Regions from separate parts of the Mus musculus genome. Here region 2 is linked to region 1. A link is a loop called in an ENCODE intact Hi-C map of the cell type or tissue named here. Cell type or tissue: gastrocnemius. All regions are shown on one strand. Links, peaks and the distances in the headings refer to the core of each region. The heading gives the core; the rest is flanking DNA.

Evidence for each region. A loop is a pair of places that touch in the nucleus more often than their neighbours do. Peaks named below come from ENCODE experiments on the same cell type or tissue, not always from the same donor. Only the 100,000 strongest peaks of a DNase experiment are listed, where the experiment ranks them.
Region 2: it touches region 1 in a loop (10-fold over the local background); 38 of 42 quality-filtered maps call a loop at or near these places.

What each region holds. Positions count from the first base shown.
Region 1 is chr2:104,420,394-104,425,775 of GRCm38, forward strand. No RefSeq gene overlaps it. Among named protein-coding and RNA genes, the nearest start is that of Mir1902, 5.9 kb to the right of the region's middle. In gastrocnemius, for the core only: a CTCF peak has its summit at 2,029 (motif pointing left); a DNase peak (open chromatin) is centred at 2,469.
Region 2 is chr2:104,132,467-104,137,848 of GRCm38, forward strand. No RefSeq gene overlaps it. Among named protein-coding and RNA genes, the nearest start is that of A930018P22Rik, 12 kb to the left of the region's middle. In gastrocnemius, for the core only: a CTCF peak has its summit at 2,150 (motif pointing right); DNase peaks (open chromatin) are centred at 1,115 and 2,157; H3K27ac peaks cover 1,317 bases.

The DNA of each region.
Region 1 (5,382 bases), core at 147-5,146:
TGGGCAAAGTTGTGTGTACCTACAATTCCAGCACTGGGGGTGGGGTGGGGGGGTGGGCTGGGAGATGGAGAGGGGAGGCAAAATGATGAGTTTCAGGATCCGTGAGAAGGAACCTGACCTAAAACACAGACAGACAGACAGACAGACAGACAGACAGACACCTGGCATCCTCTTCTGGCCTGTGCCTTTACAAGGGCCTGTGCATATCTACACACATGTACACATAACTACACTACACTACACTACACACACACACACACACACGAGAGAGAGACAGACAGACAGACAGAAACAGAGAGGGAGAGGGAGAGACTGAAGACTTGTCTAGCAAAGGAGAGTGACAACAGAGGCAGGCACTGGAGTAAAGGTAACTGGACTCAGAGAACCAGTAGCTGATGGTGGGAAGGCTGACACATGTGTTGTGCTGTGTGGATTATTCAGATAAATCTTGGGGACCTGGGAAGGACAAATTCATCAGCATATACAAGCAAAGTGGTTCTGTCCAGAAACATGAAGACAGATACTCTATGGAGGAAGCAATCCTGAGAAATTCAGGTTAGAGGAACTGCTGGACAGTGGAGATAAGCAACAGACTAAGTATGAAATCCAAGACATCACAACTTAGTAAAGAACGTAGCAATTGGCCAAGGACAGAAGAGGTGTTGCATAACGGAGGTGGGATAAGATAAACCACTCTTCACAGTGGCAATGTTTTGCATATTACACCACATAAGCCTCTTCTTCCTCGGCTCATTTCTGTAAATACTCCGACCATGATAGGGGCCTTTGTAATACCTTCATAAAGGTCAGGAAACCATTTTAATGTTCTTCTATTGATAACAACCTTGCAGGGATGGCTTGCACTCGCCACTTTACACTAATTGGGCTGTACATCCTGTAATCTCCATGCTTGAGGTTATTTCTGTCTCTGCGAAATGAGGTGTGTTTCTTCATGTTCAATGATAGCAGGCAAGTTGCTTGAAATTTGCCAGTGGATTGGCAAACACTTGACAGGCTGCCTTCTTGGCTGTCTAGAATTAAAAACGTGTTGGAAAACCTGGCATTTGCCTATAATTCCAGCCCTTAGAAGGCTGAGGCCAGAGGAGTATAAATTCAAGACCAGCCTAGGCTACATAGCAAGAACTTAGGTGGGTAGATGGGTGGGTGGGTGGGTGGGTGGGTGGATAGAGATAGATTAGATAGATAGATAGATAGATAGATAGATACATACATACATACATACATACATACATACATACATACATACATACATAGAAAATGATGTTGAAGAAACCATTAATGTAATTTTCACTGAAGTCTCACTATTAGCTGCACACTGTGAACAGGAGAAAATGAGGAAAGCATGTGACAATGCTTGGCCACCATCAGACAGAACAACATGTCACTAGTGAGATGTCCCAACATGACTTATGGGCTTATGGGCACAGGGGCGGGGCACAAACACTCATGTACCAACCATACCTGTTCATCAAAAACATCTTAATAAATCAGTTGTGTTAAAGCAGCTAGTAATGAAATAGTCATAGCCTGATTTTTTTTTTTGTCAAATCATGGCTGGATTATAGTCTTATGCTACATGCATATATGAGAGTTTGGCAAAAATGTAACCAACACCCTTTGATTCCATCCTATGAAAGCCAATGTGGAATTATAAAATATAAGTACTTGCTGTGTGCTACCACATTCTCTATATTCATTTCGAGCAACCCGCCCCCCCTTTCCCTGCAGGTCAGTAAACATTTACTGGACATGGAAGACATAGTCAGGAAATTCTAAAGGGGCAAAACTATGAAACTATGTGGTGGGAGAAGGGTGGGTAAATGCATAGATGTCTTCCTTCAATAGACTTGGGGTACTGTCACTTTTAAAAACTATTTGTAAAAGTAAAAAACCTCTCACATTGTACCATACTGTCCCTGGGACACAAATATACTGCCCTTAGTTCTGCTTTGTTGTTTTAGATATTACAGAACAAATGTTTAGCGAACACTTTCTCCCCCTGCTGGCCATTATATAACATTGCATTATATTGAAGAGAGTGACCAACTGTTAAACTGGATGCTCAGACCATCTCAGGCCTGATTAACTTGCTTGGTGTATGCTATGCATTTCTATTGAATTCCTTGCCAGTATTTGTCTTACTGAAAGACTACTAGTCACTGTCCACTGGATCTGCCATGGCCAGTCACTTGCTGACTCTCAGGCCTGAAGTGGACCCTCCACGCTATCTGTTGGCTTCATCTTTTTTGCAAGCCCTCAGCTCTTTCACTTAACAGAGTAAATTAAAGTCCAACCCTTCTTAAAAAAATCATAATTCAAAAAATGACAAGATAGATTAAATGTAAGCCTCCAAATTCCATTCCACAGCCTTTTCCTATGTGTGTTTGGCCTGCATGTATGCCTGCCCACCACCTGCAATGCAGTGCCTTCAGAAGCAAGAAAAAAGGAGCCAGTTTCCCTGTTGGAGTTCAAGACAGTTGTGAACTACTGCCATGGGGGTGCTGGGAACTGACCCAGAGTCTCTGCAAGAGCAGCCAGTGTTCTTAACTACTGAACCATCTCTGCAGCCCCAAATTTATTTACTTAGAAAATATTTTAGTACCTACTGCAGGCAGACACAAAGCAAATGTCAAAAGTATAGCATCTACAAGATAAAAATGGGTTAAATCCAGAGTTTCCAGTCGGTGAGACATACTGAATCAAAGGAGAGATGGGAGCTATGGTAATGTCTCATAAATACAGGCTAAATAGTGCAGACATTCAACATAAGAAAAAGCATAAGTCAAAATAATAGTATGCATGATATAAAATGCTCAGAAAAAAATGAGATTTATTCATCTATGCACGAGTGCTCTATCTGTACATACACCTGAATGACCGAAGAAGGCATCAAATCCCATTACAGGTGGTTGCGAGACACCATGGGGTGCTGGGAATAGAACTAAGGACCCCCGGAGGAGGAGCTGCTGCTCTTAACCACTGAGCCATCTCTAATACCGCAAAATACACAAAATTTAATATTGTATTTATAAAAGAAAGAGGTGTGGCTTATCAGTTAAGGCTTGTGAAGGACCTGGGTTCACCTTCCAGTATCAACATAGCAGCTCACAACCATCAGTGACTGTAGTTCCAAGGGACATGGCACCTTCTTCTACCCATTACACATACCAGATATGCACATGGTGCACACACATACATGCATGCAAAACAATCAGACAAATGTAAAAATTAAAAATAAGTAAATCTTTTTAAGGAAAAAAAAGTGAGTTCTTTGTATTCTCTGTCTCTAATGCTTAGAACAAAACCAATCACTTTGCATTGAGAGTATGGGCACTGAAACATTGGAGGATTATAAATCATGCAAAAAAAAAACCCAAAAACTTGTTATAAATATCAAATAGAAACAGTAGAAACTGGGCCAACAAAATAGCTCATCGAGTAAAGGCACTTAGCATATAAGCCTGGGGGCCCAAGCCTGGTCCCTGGAGCCAGTGTAGAGATGTATGAGAAAGCCAACTACACAAAGCTGTTCTGATTTTCATATGTGCACTGTGGCAAATGCTCTTGTATACAAACACACACACACACAGTTTTTATTTTTAATTGTCTGCATGTATAGTAACTATTTGAAAACTGTAATTTTTTTGAAGTGTGTTTCTCTGAATTTTCCAGGCATGTGGCAACATGAACAATTCTCTGTGATAGAAAATATACTACTTTTACTTCCTGTGACTATACTTATCATACATAAACCATAGGGTCAATAACATAGGACACTATCACAAGCAGCACAAAACCTCCCATGACAAGGACCAGAGATTTCATATAAAAGCTAAAACTGCAGGAGAAAGTTCTAAAACTTCACACTCAAGAAATGTCTTAGGGAACACAAAGTAAGAAATAGTGGCATATTGGGCTTCATCCAAATTTAAACCTTTGGCTCTTCCAAATACTATGTTAAACTAAAAAAATGCTGGGTGTGTGGTGCACAGCAGACCAGCCTGGGCTACAGAGAGTTCAAGGTCAGACTGGCTATATAATGTGTCTTTTCTCCAGAAAGGGAAAAGGATACATTATATTCATAATACAAACCTCTCAATCAAAGGCATGCACTGGCCTCCCCTTCTTGTATGGACTGCAATACCATTGTAGAGAGTTGTCACGCCTGTAGCCTACTCTCCATGGGTCAACCAGAGTCAAATTTTACAAGACATAGATTGGGTTGCATTTGAGCACCTAAAATCTTTTATAGCTTCTTGGTGTCTGGAATTAAGTCCACACTCCTTCCTTTGGCAGAAGGCTGCATGCCCAACCCCACAGTGGCATTCTGTCTCACCCCACCCATGCACTGAGCTCTCCGAGTGGTCTTAGAAGTGCATGCAGGGGCTTTTTTTTTTTAAAGATGCATTTATTTATTTATAAGATTACATTTATTTTATGTTTGTAAGTACACTGTAGTTGCCTTCACATACACCAGAAGAGGGCTTCAGATCTCATTACAGATGGTTGTGAGCTACCATGTAGTTGCTGGGATTTGAACTCAGGACCTTCAGAAGAGCAGTCAGTGCTCTTAACCTCTGAGCCATCTCTCCAGGCCTGGAGCTAAGCTTTTATGCTGTTACCTCCCTGTGTGGCTAGCAGTCTACATACCTCTAATGTCACACTGTTGGCACTGATTTGCTTGGTCTCCCCACCACAGTGTGGTAAGGCAATGGACCTTCTAATGATAAACACCCAGTACTAGGAACATAGATATGCCCTAGCTATTTTGAATGACTCGTGGTGGACTTACGATGTGCAGGTACTGGCTTAAGCATTCACTCAAAGGTATTTCCAGGCTGTTACCCTTCATCCCCTACAGAAACAATTCCTATAGTCCTAGACCTACTTACATAGCTCAGTACTCCTTGGTATTTATTCCCTGAAGTTGAGGGTCCTTGCAGGCAAAGAACTATAGATTTCATGTAACTCTTAGGCCAGTGTCTGAGCTTTAGTGACAGTTTTTTGTTGTTGCTGCTGTTTGTTTAAGAACCCAACTTCACAATGACTAAAACAAAAATGGAAAGTTAGAAGACAACTAGAATGCTCACATACCTCAAGTGTTAATTAATTCCGGCATTTTGGAATGCTATGTGGTAGTGTCTAAAGAAGTGAAGCATGCATGTCCCCTACAACCTACTAATTCTATACCTGCATATATATGTTGTGTATGCTGCATGTATTCTCCACAAGATGGACAGTAACACTCACAGCCACACTAATCCAAATACCTAAAAGGGCAAACTTACTCAAACCACCGTCAACAAAACTGGTTTATGCAAACAAGAATACTATAGAGCCATGAATATAAATTAATTATGT
Region 2 (5,382 bases), core at 267-5,266, 290 kb before region 1:
TGGGTGTGGCTGGGAGGAAGTTAGGGGAAGTACTTTTTTCCCCAACAGACAGTGCCCAGGGTTCTGTCTCTCTGTAGGTGGCACCTCCAAGAAAGGACCATTGATGTTGGCCAGTTCTTTCATCCATCCATACCAGGTGTCAGCACATCCAAGGTGATGTGGACACACTACCTGGAGGGCAGTGATTAGAGAGGAGTCTGAGAAGTCTATGGCATGAAGCTGCATGCTCTCCTGTTCTGGGTACAGTTAGGAAACGGCTTCCTTCCGTAGCATTGTGGGCGACAGTACAGGTCTTGGGTAACAAGCCATAGAAAGAAGCCTAGAGAAAACTTACAGAGGAGTCCTCAGAACACAGGGAAAGGATGAGGAGCCTGCCACGGAGAAACCCAGCCCTACAGCCATTTCTTGCAAGGTTCCTGGGCTGGGTCAACATCCCCTTCCCTCTTTCCATCCATGTTGGGAAGAGGACCTATGGCTGAGGCTGATTGAAGCAGAGGAGTCTCTGGTTCCTAAATAAGGAGTCCTTGGAGACAAAATGTCCCATGGTCTCCTCTGGATCTCACTCAGAATTGCCTCTGCCCAGAACCCAGCAGGGATGCAGGGAGCTCACCTGTCATCTTGTTGCTGAACTCTCTTGCCCTTTGCAGCCAGCTTCTCTGCAGCTTTAGCTGTTAAGGAGCTGTAAGAGTAACCTAGGGTTCAAGGGCATTGATTGTGAGTACTCGGTTCTTTAAAGCAGATGAAGGTCAGCAGAAGGTTACGTATGCCCCGTTTATCAATCCTGATTATGCGTCACACAAGCCTGTCTTCATCCCAGGGCACTGAGCAAGGAAGGAGACAGAGAAGCCACGACAGCTGTGCAAATGTAACCCCTGCTTGTTCTCTCTCTCTCCCTCTCCCTCTCTCTCTCCCTCCCTTCCTCCCTCCCTCCCTCCCTCTCCCTCCCTCCCTCCCTCCCTCCCTCCCTCCCTCCCTCCCTCCCTCCCCCCCCTCTCTCTCAGGAGCTGGATACCATTTCCTTCAGGAACCGTCTCCAGATGTTTCTCCCCAGTCTAGCTTACGTGTTTCTGCTCTGAGTTCCCTTAGCACCCTCTCTCCTGGCACTCAGCCACCGGGATGCGCTGACATTGTTATGTATGGACAGAAGGATCGTCTGCCTGTCCTTCCCCCAGATCTGGGTGATCTTAGGGACGAGGGCTGTGTTGCCATCAGCTCACCCTGATCCCACGGTTCTGTTCACACCACACATTCCTCAAATGTGTTTTGAGCACACTGATGGCTACTAGCCTGAGAGGGAAAGTTGCCACTCCTGGTCATATGTCTGACTTCAGATCCAGCCTACTGAAACATTAACTTATATAAAACCAGACGAAAAGTTGATTTATCAGAGGTGCCACAGGTGGCTGAGGATAATAACTATATATGATTTATGCAAAATCATAAGTGTATTTGAAACACTGTGAGACTTTTTGGGGGGCATTTTTGGGTAACTCAATGCATTTCATGTTTCTTGATTATGAATGTGAGAGACAACATTGTGTTGCTATTTCAAAAGGTTATCTGGGCCAGGCGGTTCTTTATTACATCACAAGTATAGAAGGCTTGAATTCTTTTCTGAGACCTAGGGATGAGCCTTAGACGTCCCCTTTGGAGAGGTGGTTTGCAACAGTGACTAAGACTGACACCTCTGAGCTCAGCTGGGTCACAAACCCAGCACACACCAGACATAGTAACACATACTTACCAGCCTCCACATCTGAAGGAGCGATGGTCATCACAGGTGGTTACAAGGTACGTTAACGTATAGGAAGAACTCAGACTATCATCTAGCTCAAAGCAACAGCTTGCCCATGTCTCCACTCCCAGACTCACCCAGGGCAGTGACTGTTTATCCCAGTGTAGACTCCTGCAATTCTGAAAGCAGCACACACAAAGTAAACCTGAGTCCTTCCCCAATGTGTTCAGTCATGTGTTGATTTTTTTTCTCTTCTCTTCTTGTGTGGAAAGCATGCACAATAACAGACTGTCGCGGGTGAACTGAGGTAGTGCCTGCAAATTGCCTGGCTCTGCTGCCTGAGGTCTCTACTGTTGTCTCAGTTTCCTGGGCGATTTGCATTAAGGTCTCTTCACATGTTTCTCATAGTGGGAGCCACTAGATGGCAGCATAGATTCACAGAGACACAGAGGCAGCAGTTGGAACACTTAATGCAAAAACAAGCACAGGTGTAGCCCTGGCCCTTCCCAGAGGTGGCTGCCTGCTTAGTGTTCTACTTGCCCCTGGAAAATATGCCCTTTTTAGATTTGGTTTCAAGGTGAATGTCCAGTTAGCAAAGAATGAAAGTAACTATACCAGACTCATTGACTGATACTACCTGTATGGGTCTGCCCGGGCTGCTGCTGCAGAACATTGCAGAGCCAGACGTGGTGGTGCACACCCAGAATCCCAGCAGCATGAGAAGCTGAAGCAGAAGGATTACATTTTCCAGGTCAGCCTGGGTTATGGAGTTAGTTCAAGACTGGACTGGACAACTTAATAAGAGCCCACTGCAAAAAGGGAAAAGAAGCCAGGTGTGTTAGCACACACCAGTAATCTTAGCACACTGGAGAGGTGTGTTAGCACACACCAGTAATCCTAGCACCCTGGAGAGGCAGAGGCATGGGGGTTGCTATCATTTTAAGGTCAGTCTGGTACACACTGAGAGTTCTAGGTCAGCTAGGGCTATATAGTGATTCTGTCCCTCCAAACCCCAAACAAGTGAAAAGAGTCATATCTCATTCATATTTACCACCCCTACCTACCAGTAAGATGTGTTCAGACCCTTGCTTATATACACACCAGGCAGCATACATCTGTGATGAGCCCGGGCCACCTCAAAGCCTTGCATCTCAGTTAATTTATTGATAAGTTGTTCCAAACTATTCTTTTTGTTCCCTTTAGCCCATATCTACCAACAAAGATGGAGAATGTTTTCATGAATAAATAACACACTACCAGGTCTGGGTTCCAAAGCAAGGATGGGCAGGGATCCTCTCAATTGCAGGACTCTACTGTAAACCACATGGAGTATTACGGTTTGGGTATGAAACATCCTCTCAGGATGCCCATTCACAGACGTCTTGAGTCCTCCATACCAGTAATGCTTAAAAGTAAGTTTGGGGGAAGTGACAGGGTCATGAGGTCCCTGTCTTCATCAGTAAGTTAACCACTGATAGACTTAAAGTCTGAATAGACTATTTAAGAAGGGTGCAGACCTGTGCAAGGCGAGGACTGGTTGGAGGAGGTAGGGACTGGGGGTGTGTGCCTTTGAGGGATAGTTTTCTCTGACCCTTTTCTGCTCATCCTACTCATTCTGTCTACCACGAGGCAAGCTGTTCAACCCTCCCTGAGGTTCATGGTGATAGAACCAGCTAACCATGGGCTGAAGCCCCTGGAACCCAGAGCCAAAAAAAAAAAAAAAAAAAAAAAAGAAATCTTTCCTCTTGTAAGGGATGATGTCAGAGATTCATCACAGAAGCAAAACCAAACCTTACACATTGCCCCTGAGCAGATAATGTAGGAAGCCCAGGCATGTTCTCAAGAGGATCTTATTTCCCACTGGCTCACCACGTGACATTGAGGCTGTGACCCATGCTGTTTGAACAAAGCAGACTGTGCCTGATGACTGTGCCCAACCTGTTGATATAGCAAAGCCAGCTGTTCCATGAGGTTGCTGGAGTGCCCTGGGGAGTTGAGTACACAGAAGAATTCTCCCAGAGTGATGGGAGGCATCACCACAAGCAGAATGTAGGGCCCTGGAGAGAGCTGCATCGGATCCCTCTCTCCCCACACTGATGAGTGGTAGAAGGCTTTCCTTCCTCAGCACCGTTACCTCTCCCCAGGGTCCTTAGCTTCCTCTCTGCTTGGCTGGCTTATGGGTCACCTGGGTTCTTGGACAAAAGACATATCCACAGAGGATAGGTCAGTAGCGCTGAGTACAGGAGTCTTTGCTAGGTGACCCATGGGTGACATACCAGCTCTGGCAAAATAAAGAGATCCACATTATCGGGAATATTCTTGGAAGAACTTTGTGAGTTACAGTGACCACCATGCTCGCAAAATGCCAGGCTGTAAGCTTCGCATTCTGTCTCCCCCTCCACAGTGTCCTCTTCTGGAGAAAGCTTCTCAATGAAGTGAAGACTCAGAGACAGGACATACGTTGCCCAAAGTCACACAGCTACAATGCAGTAAAGGCGGAATTCAAACCTCCATCTGGAAGGTCCCAGATCTTGATGTGGGTGCAATGGTTCAGGTCTGGAATGTTCTCCACAGACAGCGTGTTAACAGCAGAGGAGACTTTAAGAGGTGGGTTAGTGGTTTTAGATCATTAGGGACATTTCAGAAAAGGGATCTTTCCTGTTTGTTTCACTTCTAGCCATGAGCTGAATAGCTTGGTTCCACCACAGGGGCCCTGCCATGTTGCTCTGCCTCACCACACGCCAAGGCAATAGGATCAATTGATGCATAACACTGAACCTCTGAAGCCAAAATTCAAAATAAACTTTTCCTCCTTTTAAGTCGATTACATTAGGTATTTTGGTACAGTAACAGAAAACTGAATTGCACAGTAGGGATCCACTTCATGTATGACCATTGGCCACAAAATAGATTCAGAGCCAGAGTGAAATAGTTTTTAGGCCCCAAACTGAAAAGATTTCCGTGGCTTATCACCTCATGTGTGATTTTTAAATCAAAATAATACTAAGCTCTAAAAATAAGTAGGAAGAATATCAGTAATGGTGTCTCCTTCCCTCGCCACCCCGAGTACTGACATTGACTTCTGTCCAGATACTGAGTTATATGAAAGGCCTCGCCATCCTTCCCAACCTCTCCACTCCACTTCATGTCCTCTCGTTCTATTTATTTATTATTTGTTTATATTTATGTGTATGTGTGTGTCTCTCTGTGTGTGCCACATACCTGTAGGTAGCTACCAAGGCCAGAAGAGGGTGTTGGATCCTCTGGAGCCAGAGTTACAGGCAGTCATGAACCACCTTCTGTGGGTGCTGGGAACTTTCACTGTGTCCTCTGCCAGGGCAGCAAGCACTGTTAACTGAAGTACTCCCTGTCTAGCCCAACTCCCTCTCATTTGACACACCAGGCTTTCCGAAGCTCCCTCTCCACTTAAGCAATTTCATATCTACAAGGGTCCTATACTTGTGGTGTCTTTGGAATAGAAAGCTGAGTAATATTCCACCCAGACCCCTTCCAACTTAGAGCCAACTCTATGTCTTCCTTTGCCTTTTAAGGTTTATTTTTAATTTTATGAGTGTTTACCTGAGAACCACGAGCGTGACTGGCATCCCCAGAGGTCAGCAGAGGGCATTGGCTTGCTGGGATTGGAG